Linked DNA regions of Homo sapiens: regions 1 and 3 are each linked to region 2. A link is a contact called in ENCODE Hi-C or POLR2A ChIA-PET data. All regions are on one chromosome and are shown on one strand. Each heading gives the region's core, a stretch centred on a gene start or an enhancer-like site at or near the end of the contact. The rest is flanking DNA. Distances are from core to core; before and after follow the strand shown.

What was found. A loop is a pair of places that touch in the nucleus more often than their neighbours do. ChIA-PET counts read pairs that join two places held with the same protein, here RNA polymerase II (POLR2A). Pooled maps may share reads with other maps.
Region 1: a pooled map shows a loop between it and region 2 (8-fold over the local background). The contact joins two enhancer-like sites. A Hi-C loop is called at or near these places in 9 of 168 maps with a recorded cell type or tissue (B cell, Calu3, IMR-90 and 6 more), 26 of 37 single-sample maps with no recorded cell type and 19 of 50 pooled maps. POLR2A ChIA-PET finds 5 or more read pairs at or near these places in 17 of 52 experiments (CD4-positive, alpha-beta T cell, CD4-positive, alpha-beta memory T cell, H1 and 11 more).
Region 3: a map of GM12878 shows a loop between it and region 2 (4-fold over the local background). The contact joins the promoter of NFATC2 here to the enhancer-like site in region 2. A Hi-C loop is called at or near these places in 15 of 168 maps with a recorded cell type or tissue (B cell, CD4-positive, alpha-beta T cell, CD4-positive, alpha-beta memory T cell and 12 more), 25 of 37 single-sample maps with no recorded cell type and 19 of 50 pooled maps. POLR2A ChIA-PET finds 5 or more read pairs at or near these places in 20 of 52 experiments (CD4-positive, alpha-beta T cell, CD4-positive, alpha-beta memory T cell, CD8-positive, alpha-beta T cell and 12 more).

Annotation. Positions count from the first base shown.
Region 1 is chr20:51,524,696-51,527,808 of GRCh38, forward strand. The region is part of intron 1 of NFATC2 (nuclear factor of activated T cells 2); the gene reads right to left. Among named protein-coding and RNA genes, the nearest start is that of NFATC2, 16 kb to the right of the region's middle. Within about 2 kb of position 1,281, at least 7 of the 41 ENCODE cell types and tissues checked have a DNase peak (open chromatin) inside an H3K27ac peak, as active enhancers do; they include CD4-positive, alpha-beta T cell and OCI-LY7, where a contact is called at or near this core.
Region 2 is chr20:51,479,757-51,482,820 of GRCh38, forward strand. The region is part of intron 3 of NFATC2 (nuclear factor of activated T cells 2); the gene reads right to left. Among named protein-coding and RNA genes, the nearest start is that of MIR3194, 28 kb to the left of the region's middle. Within about 2 kb of position 1,700, at least 6 of the 41 ENCODE cell types and tissues checked have a DNase peak (open chromatin) inside an H3K27ac peak, as active enhancers do; they include CD4-positive, alpha-beta T cell, CD8-positive, alpha-beta T cell, GM12878 and 2 more, where a contact is called at or near this core.
Region 3 is chr20:51,541,088-51,544,188 of GRCh38, forward strand. It overlaps NFATC2 (nuclear factor of activated T cells 2), which reads right to left and starts at 1,632. Exons shown (of 11, transcript NM_012340.5): 1 at 1,283-1,632. The coding sequence starts at 1,412. RefSeq lists an enhancer at 1-602 and silencers at 1,367-1,476, 1,487-1,646.

The DNA.
Region 1 (3,113 bases), core at 31-2,530, 45 kb after region 2:
ATCCCAGATTTCACACCAAGTACAAGAAGTGGCTTCATTCAGATCCAGGGCTCCTGACTCATGTCTCATCTGTGTCATTTTACAAATGAGGAAACTGAGGCCCAGAGCGGGGAAAAGGCCCACCGAAAGATACGGAATTAGCAGGCTTAAAAATACCACAGGCAAGCCACTTGCCCCCCAACAGGCAGGGTCACTGCTACAGAGGTTACCTGACACCCAAACTATTAGACCCAATGGATGCAGGCCGGGCGTGGTGGCTCACACCTGGAATCCCGGCACTTCGGGAGGCTGAGGCGGGCAGATCACTTGCGGTCAGGAGTTTGAGACCAGCCCGGCCAACATGGTGAAACCCCATCTCTACTAAAAATACAAAAATTAGCCAGGCGTGGTGGCACAGGCCTGTAATCCCAGCTACTCAGGAGGCTGAGGCACAAGAATCGCTTAAAACCAGGAGGCGGAGGTTTCAATGAGCCAAGACTGTGCCACTGCATGCCGGCCTGGGTGATAGAGTGAGACTCTGTCTCAAAAATAAAATAAAATACACTAAAATAAAGATAAAACCAATGACTGCAAAATGACCTAACTTCCTCTTTTAGCGGCTGCCTAGCCCGGGCTCCTGCTGCCACCTCGAAAGGCCCTACCGCTGCAGAATGCTGTTCAAGTAGAATGTTCTATGTCAGCCACCCAAGGACACTGCCACCCATCACCTCACACTGTCATTTAATTCTCAGCCTGACCCTCTTCTAGCAGACACCCTGCCTCACTGCATCCTGTACAGGTCCAGGCACGTGGGGCTGCTTGGGAAATTCCCACGGAGTTAGTGCCACCCACCCACCCCTCACAGCAACTCCACCTCCAAGGCCCCCCACCTCATCAGAGGCTCCTCCAACCTCCCCGCCAGCTCATGGGGCGGCCTGGACTCCTTACTCTGATGCCTCACATCTGATCCATCATCAGCCCTGACTGCTCCACTGTCAGAACAGAAACTAGATTCCCAGGTCTCCCCATTCCATCGCATCCACCCTGGTCCAAGCCGCCGTCCTCTCCCATGGGGACTACTGCAGTCATCTCCTCCCTGGCCTCCCCACTTCCTCTGTGGCTCTGTCAGTCTGTTTGTCACGCAGCAGCCTTTAAAATGTCCATTCTCAAAACCTACTATAAAGGCTTCTGGACACTTTAGATGGAACCTAAAGTCACTAACGCAGCATGTGCCCCGGCCTGCCACCCACCCCCACCACTCCCCACTTCTCCCCAAGCTGAGTCAGCAACAACCCCTCCAACCTCTTCGCCGTACTTAAGCAGCTCCTGCCTCAGACGCCTTGGGTTCCCTCTGCCTGGAAACCCTCCCCGCGAGATCCTCCCACTTCCCCTGGTTCCTTCCTGCATCTGCTCAGCCCGCACCTCCTGAGATCGACCCATCAAAAAGATCCCCTCCTTCCCTTTTCCCTGCCATCTTTTCTCCACTGACGCCTGCTAACAGCTCCCGTCGCACCAGGTATCTGTTTAGGGAATCTCATTCTGCCAAACCAGGTGCAGGCAAACCACAGCCCATGGGCCAAATGCGGCCCATGGGTTGTGTTTGTAAATAGTTTTATGACAACACAGCCAGCCTATTTATTGACACAGGGTGAACAAAGCAAGCTACAGCTTGCTCCTATACTACAACAGCAGAGTTGGTAGTCTGGGAACCGAATGGCCCCCAAAGCCTGAAATATTTACTCCTTGGCCCTTTAGAGAATTTTACAACCCCACACTCGACCCAGAGCTCCGTCAGTGTTGGGCCCGTGTCACTGTGGCCCAGCATTGTCTGCCAAGCACCTACCACAGGGCCTGGCACTTGCAAGCCCCCATAAACATTTGCCGAGTGGCTGAGAGAATAAGTAAATATAAGAACCATGTCCGGGGCCTGCCAGCCAGAAACAAGCCCTCTTCCTGCTTTGGGGGACCCCAGGTGGCCACCCCAGTGAGCCTCAGCCTCCTTGTTCCCTTTCTGGGCTATCCTAGAGGAAATACTGTCCAGTTTAGCCAAGCTGATCTCTTAGGGTCCATATGGTACCCCTACTTCCAAAATGGCTCCCCACAGCTCTTAGGTAAAAATAAATGACCCCCGCCAGGCAGCCTGGCTGGGCCCTGCCTGTGCATCTACCCTCGCCTGCATTCACTCTCTCCCCTCCCTCTCTCTGAACTCCAGCCAAAGGGGAGTGTGGTGATTTTTGTTTTGTTTTTGAGGTCTTACTCAGCTGCCCAGGTTGAAGTGCTGTGGCGCAATAATAGCTCACTGCAGCCTCCACCTCCCAGGCTCAAGCAATCCTCCCACCTCAGCCTCCCAAGTAGCTGGGACTACCAGTGCACACCACCGGGCTCAGCTAATTTTTTTTTATTTTTAGTAGACAGGAGGTCTCACTATGTTGCCCAGGCTAGTCTCCAACTCCTGAGCTCAAGTGATCCTCCCACCTCAGCCTCCCAAAGTGTTGTGATTACAGACGAGAACAACCGTGTCTGGCAAAGGGGAGTTTTTAAAAGCATCAAGCTCCTTCCTGCCCCGGGACCTTGGTACTTGCTGCTCCCCCTGCCTCAACAGCTCCTCCCCTACCCACTGCCAGGCCCCCTTCTCCACAGGACTAAAGCCCATTCATGCCCATGAGCTGGGCTTAAGTACTGCATGCTTCTAGAAGGACCCCTGACCACTTGACTAGCTCAGGCCCCACTCACAGGCCCCTGCTGTGTTCTGTGCACATCTCACCATAACGACTGAGGAACTGTGGAGTGCTCCGTTTCCCTCGACCTCCAGTCTGCCCTTCCCTCGACCTCGAGATCCACCCCCACCAATCAGCAAATGCCATGAGGACTCTTGCTCCGCCATGCCCCTAAGCACTTGGAATGGTCCTGCCACTAAACAGGCCCTCAGAAAGGATGTGTTGGCTGAATGAATGAGGCAAGTTCAGAAAAGTCTACCTGGAATAAACTATTACTCAAAGATGCTAATATCCAAACCAAAAGATAGAAGGCTATAACTCTAGAGAGGGTCATTTTGTAATATCCATGAAAATTCCAAACACACGTGCCCCCGGAACCACATGTGCCCTCGGAACCAAGCAATGCTACTTTTAGAA
Region 2 (3,064 bases), core at 450-2,949:
GGTGAGGAAACTGAGGCTGCTAAGGTCTGGCAACTTGTCCCAGTCAACACAGTGAGCATAGGGCAGAGCCAGGCTCCAAACTCCAGCCTCTCAGGCTCCGAACCCACCCGCTTCCCTGCCACCCTCTCTCTGTCCTCAGCGCTTGGTGGATTCCACTCTGCTCTCTGATTACTACAGGTCAGAAAGGGCAGGTCCTCAAAGGCAAAATAAGCAAGTGCTAAGGTGCAACATCAAGAATGTGCTTCCTGGGGCCAGGCGCGGTGGCTCGTGCCTGTAATCCCAGCACTTTGGGAGGCTGAGGTGGGCAGATCACTTGACGTCAGGAGTTCAAGACCAGCCCGGGCAACATGGTGAAACCCCGTCTCTGTGAAAAATACAAAAATTAGCCAGGTATGGTGGCACGTGCCTGTAATCCCAGCTACTCAGGAGACCAAGGCAGGAGAATCACTTGAACCCGGGGGTTGGAGGTGGCAGTGAGCCGATATTGCACCACTGCACTCCCGCCTGGGTCACAAAGCAAGACTCTGTCTCAAAAAAAATAGAATGTGCTTCCTGCCGCACAGGAGAGAGAGTGGGGCAGGAAGGAGGGAGAAAAGAAGGGGCACAGAGGGAGATGGAGGGAGAGAAACAAACAGCAACCTAAACAAACAAAAACGGTAGTTCCTTGAGAGAAAAACCTCTTTAGGAAAGCCAAGAATGGCCTCTCTGAGTTGAAGAGCAGCCTCTGGGTTGAGCTGGGCTGGCTTATACAATGTGAGCAGATAGAATCCACCTGGCACTGGTGAGGGTCCCTTCCCCGCCTCCCCGGGTAACACCAGAAAGCAGTGTGGTATAGCTGAAAGCACAAAGTTTTTCACTTTGGGTCAGACATATCTGAATTTCGATGCCAGCTCTGCTTCTTGATGGCTGTGTGACTGTGAGCAATCGCTCCACCCCTGAGTTTCCATATGCTCAGATAAAAAGGAGACATCACCCCCCACCCTGCAGGCCTCTTCTGAAAGGCGAAATAAGGTGACCTTTGTTGGGCACCAAAGCACAGCACACGGTAGGTACCCATGAAACGAGAACTTTCCTTGTCATCGGAGGATGACGCAAATCGAAACAGGGAGGTGATATTACAGAACTGAATGGAAGGGTGAAGAATGAATGTGAACAAAGTGAGAACCAACGTGAAGGCCTCCCATATGGGAAAGCCCAGGCACTAATTGCAGTCTTCTCAGTGGGCTGGCTCAACAGTTGCCGGCTTGGAGTGTCAGAGGAAAGAGGGGCCAGGTGAAGAAACCTCACCATCTTTCATGAAAGGAATACTTCCCGTCCACCCTCCATCCTCCCCTCCTACAAAAGGTACAGAATGTGCCCAGAATCCCAACTGCTCAGCTGCCTCATTCTGGAAGAGCCTTCCTCGCCAGGTCCCTGGAGGTTTGATGAGAAGAACAGATAGCCATTTACTTGCTTCTCCAAAAACTCAGTGATTTGGGTTTTGCAAATAGAACTTGATGTTTTGAGATGACATGATCTACCCTTCAGGTTCCAAACTCCCCACCATCCCCATTTTCGGGAGACCTCGGTCAGGAGGCTTTGGGGCGGCCTTTTCAGGCTTCTCCAAAGGTGAGGTCTTCTCGGTGGCCTGGACCAGCCGGATCACACTCCAGGCACAGCAGACACATTCTGCAATACAGGAGCTCCACGTCACTGGCCTCCCGAGCAAAGGAAACGCCACTTCCTGCAGCCAAGGTGAGAGCGAAAGTTTTCTGCTTCTTGTAATTTCCCAGGCAGTTGAAAAGGTTCCAGGAAGAAGCAGTGCTTCTAGTGCACACCGTGAAGGGCTGAATGCACGGGAGGGGAGTGTCTGTGGCGTCTGCGGGGGTGGGGGCCCAGGCTGCAGCTTGGTGCGACTTCCATCCACCAACCTTCCCATCAAAGGGACCCAAGAAGCCAACTGCAGGCTTGGGGGCATCATTCTATTAATAATCCACTCTGTCCCCTTGTCAACTCAGCTACTTGAAAAACCGGATCTGAGGAATGACGTGTGATTTAGACATCCCGCCACAGTTAGCTATATAAATGACGCCATCCAACCTCATCACAAGGAAAACTTTGCACCCTCCATAGGTGAAGACCTTTCTACACAGTGTATTGGGATCGCTTGCAAACATAGCTAATGTAATCTCCATAACAATGCTCAGAGAAGAGCAGTGTTATCCCATTTTTAGATGAGAACGGTGAGGCTCAACCAGGTTAACTAACTTGCTCACTATCCTACAGGTCATAAGTGATCAGGTGGCAACAGCCTCCACTGGCCCTGTTTGTTTCTTCTGTTGTATGGCTGATTCCTGATTCAGAAAAAGGCAAAATCCCCCCACCCCCAGCCCCCCAAGTCTGGCCTATGCATTTTAAGACAGGCAAATCCACCCCACCAGCTCAGCAATAAGAACCCAGAGACACACAAACATGGCCTCCACGTGTCAAAGACCCTCAGCGTCAAAGAGAAAGTTATTCAGACTCACCCCTGCCTGCCACCAAATTCAAGATCTGCCTATTTTTAGTGGCAACTTAACTGTCCTGATACAAAGATAAAAAGGCATCAATATCTGTTGATTCTTGCTGTTCCTTTTTTTTTTTGGTGTAAAGTACTAAGAGCTCACTCATTGCAGGAAAAAATAGACAAGATAAATCACAAAAAGAATACCCCTTGAAAATAAGTAAGCATTTGAGTGTACATCCTTCCAAACTTTTCTTTCATTCCAAACTGTTTTATTATTCATTTTATTTTTCCTCTTAATTGACAAATAACAATTTTATATATTTATGGGGTACAATATGTGATGCTTTAATATGTGTTTACATTGTGGAATGATTAAATCAAGCTAATTAACACATCCATCACCTCACATACTTATTGTTTGGTGGTAAAAACACTTCAGATCTACTCTTAGCACTTTTGAAATATAGACAATGATTATTTACTATAGTCACCATTCTGTACAAGAGATCACTAAAGCTTATCCCCCTAACTGAAGTTATCTACGCTTTCAGACTTTTCTTCCAGGCACACAGATCAACA
Region 3 (3,101 bases), core at 382-2,881, 61 kb after region 2:
GGATACCCAAAGCTAAAGCAAACCCCTCACCTAACGTGGCCAGAGAGGACACCGATGGAAGCGAAAACTTCATTATCTGCCTAACACAGTGTTTGTGGGAAACATCAGGCCACCAAGCCTCCTTGACAGGCTTCCTCCACGAGCCAGTCAGCACAAGCCCTTCCTACACACTAGATGGAGGCAAGCCCAGAGTGCGTCTGGAAGCTACTAACAGGCCTGCCACTGAGCCTTCAACAAGCATTGGCTGGGCTGGGCTGGGCTGTCAAAATCAGGAAGCCTGGTTGGGTTTTTTGTTTTTTCCAAGACAACCTGCTAACCAGAAATACACAGTGAGGTTGGGCGTGTGGCCGCTTCCCCCTCCTCCTCCTCCTCCCTCTAACGAATGCTCCTGTTAAACACGTGAAGTGACAGATAAGCATTGGGCCCAGCCCGGGGAAGTCCCCAGCCCCCAGCAACTGAGGGCAGTTGGAGGCACAGAGTGACAAAGTTCAGGCAGAAAGAGCCTGTGTCCTTCTGAATCCATGCTGCAGCTGCCCCTCACCCTACCCCATCCCACCACATCCATTAGGACTAAGCGTAGAAGATCACTTAATATAGCTCAGACCAATCCTCTTGTGAGTGGTAAGTGATGGGTTCAGCAGCAGAACCCAGGGAGGAAATGGGCCGGCCTTATAATACCAAAGGTTTTAACCCTCTCCAGCATCAGACAGACAACCTCTTCCTCAGTTTCAACACAAAGTCCCCGTCAACCACTGCTCACAGGAGGTGATGGGAGCTGCGTGGCCTCACTTCAGTGCCTGGAGGGAAGGAGCGGCCTCCTACCCTTGATAACTGGGTTCAGCTGCACCCCCCTTCCTTCTTTTTTTGGCAACTCCTCCCTGCTAACTCCATTCTTCGCTTCCTCACCTCCTCCCTCCAAAGGCACAGAAATCATGTCCCTTGCCCTTTGACAGCCCAGTCCCAGGCAAGAGGCCAGCAGACAGCACCCGCCCCCCAGCCTTGGGACCTGCCTGCCACCTTTTGTTTTGCTGAGAGTGACCCTCAGGGAGCAGTCATGAGCAACCAGAAACTGGTGCCCCTAAGGGGCAAGAGGGAGCCGACCGCCCCCTAAGGGTGGCAGGGGCCACTGACGCCTCCCCTCCCTGGCACCTGGGTAGGGGCACCCTCCCTCCAGGCCCCTTAGGAAGGGGGACGGCTGGAGCCAAGAGGACTCCTGTGCCCAGTCCCCAGGCCTGAGCCCCTGGCGGGCTCAGGGGCCAGGCCAGGGGTAGCCTCCACCGACCTTCGTTCGGATTCAAATACTCATAGTCGAAGAGGATGGAGAAGTCAAGCTCGTCTTGGGGGCTGCCCCCAGGCTCGTGGCCTGGGGCGTCCCCGCCGTCGGGTTGGGGCTGCCGCTCGGGGGCGTTCATGGCGCGCAGGGCGGGAAGGCTGCGGGGCCGGGGGCGAGGGCGGGCGCGGCTGGCTCTGGGACCCCTCGCAGTGGGGCTGGCGGAGGCGGCTCGAGCGGCGGGGTCCCTTTCCTCGTAGGGACGCACGCCGGGTCCGGGGACGGCGCGCCTGGCGCAGCGGGTCCTGGACGCGCCCGGGGAAGCTGAGCGGCGGCGGCGACGGCGGCGCGAGCTTCCTGCTCCGGAGGCACCTGTTGCAGCCCGGGGAGGCGGGGGGGGGGGGGGCGTGGAGGCGGGGACAGGGCGGCCAGGCCGGCGGGGGCGGGGCCGCCACCAGGGGACCGGAGGGGAGGGGCGCGCGGCCTGGGCTGGCCGGTGCCGGGAGGAAGGAGGCTGTCCGCGGACCTGACCACACTGTCCCGGGCCACCGCTGGGCGCTGGGGCGGCCGCTGTCTCCCACCCTCCACGGGTGAGTGCGACACGCGCTGCGCGAACCAGGGTCTAGACAAGAAAGCTGCCGCCACTAGGACTTTTGCCCTAAGGGACCCACTGGCCCCACACTTTTTCCTGCTTTTCTTCTCCATGGGGTGGAAGGGGGTATCCACCCCCTTCTATTGCAGACCCGTGTCTCCAGGCGTCTCCGTGTGCCCACGGGGGCGGCATGATTTTCACAGTACTTCAGACACCTGCATGGCCCTGAACTCAACTCCCCAGCGCCTAGGAAGGAATCGGACTGACAGCACTAGTCCCCCCCGTTACAGCTATGCCTCCTGGCCACCTACCACGTGCCAGGTGCTGGGCACCCAGCCGGAGCCAGACACTGTTGCCCTCGGAAGCTCAGGCTCTGGTAGTGGGAGAGGCCTGAAGGAGAGAAACAGGACAAAAAGCATCTGCTTATGGGGCCAGGAGAGAACTCACCAGGGTATGGGATAAAGGTTGGGGTGGCTTTAGTCCCTTGGGTGGTCAAGGAGGACCTCTCTGAGGAGGTGACATTTGAAGAAACCTGATTGATGAGGCGATCTTGGGGAAGTGTGTTCTGGCAGTGAGAACCAAAACACAGAGCCAGAGCTCGAAGGGGCTGGGTGTGCTGGAGGGAGAACGAGGAGTACAGTTCTGATGGGGCGGTTGGCAAGTGACAAACACGCCTGGCTGCTTGTTTAAAGCATGATTCCCAGGCCCCTCCCTGGAGCTTCTGATTCCATAAGTCTGAATACAGACTCGTGAATGTGTATTTTTAATTAAGCACCCAACGTGAGCATTAATGAACAGGTACATTTGGCAAACACTGCATAAGGACCCAGTAACTAAAGAACACCCTCCAATAAAACTCTGCCAGGGGGCTCCACCAACTTAGCTGAAGTTGGAAACAGACTCACAGAGGTAGAAAAGATCAAAACAGTGGTCTTCAACCCTTCCCACATATTAGAATCACCTGGGACACCTTTTTAAACTCCCGTGCTGGGCTGCAATCCAAACCCACTGAAGCAGAATTCCTAATTTTTTTTTTTTTTTTTTTTTTTTTTTTTGGAGACGGAGTCTCGCTCTGTCGCCCAGGCTGGAGTGCAGTGGCGCGATCTTGGCTCATTGCAAGCTCTGCCTTCTGGGTTCACGCCATTCTCCTGCCTCAGCCTCCCGAGTAGCTGGGACTACAGGCGCCAGCCACCATGCCTGGCTACTTTTTTGTATTTTTAGTAGAGATGGGGTTTCACT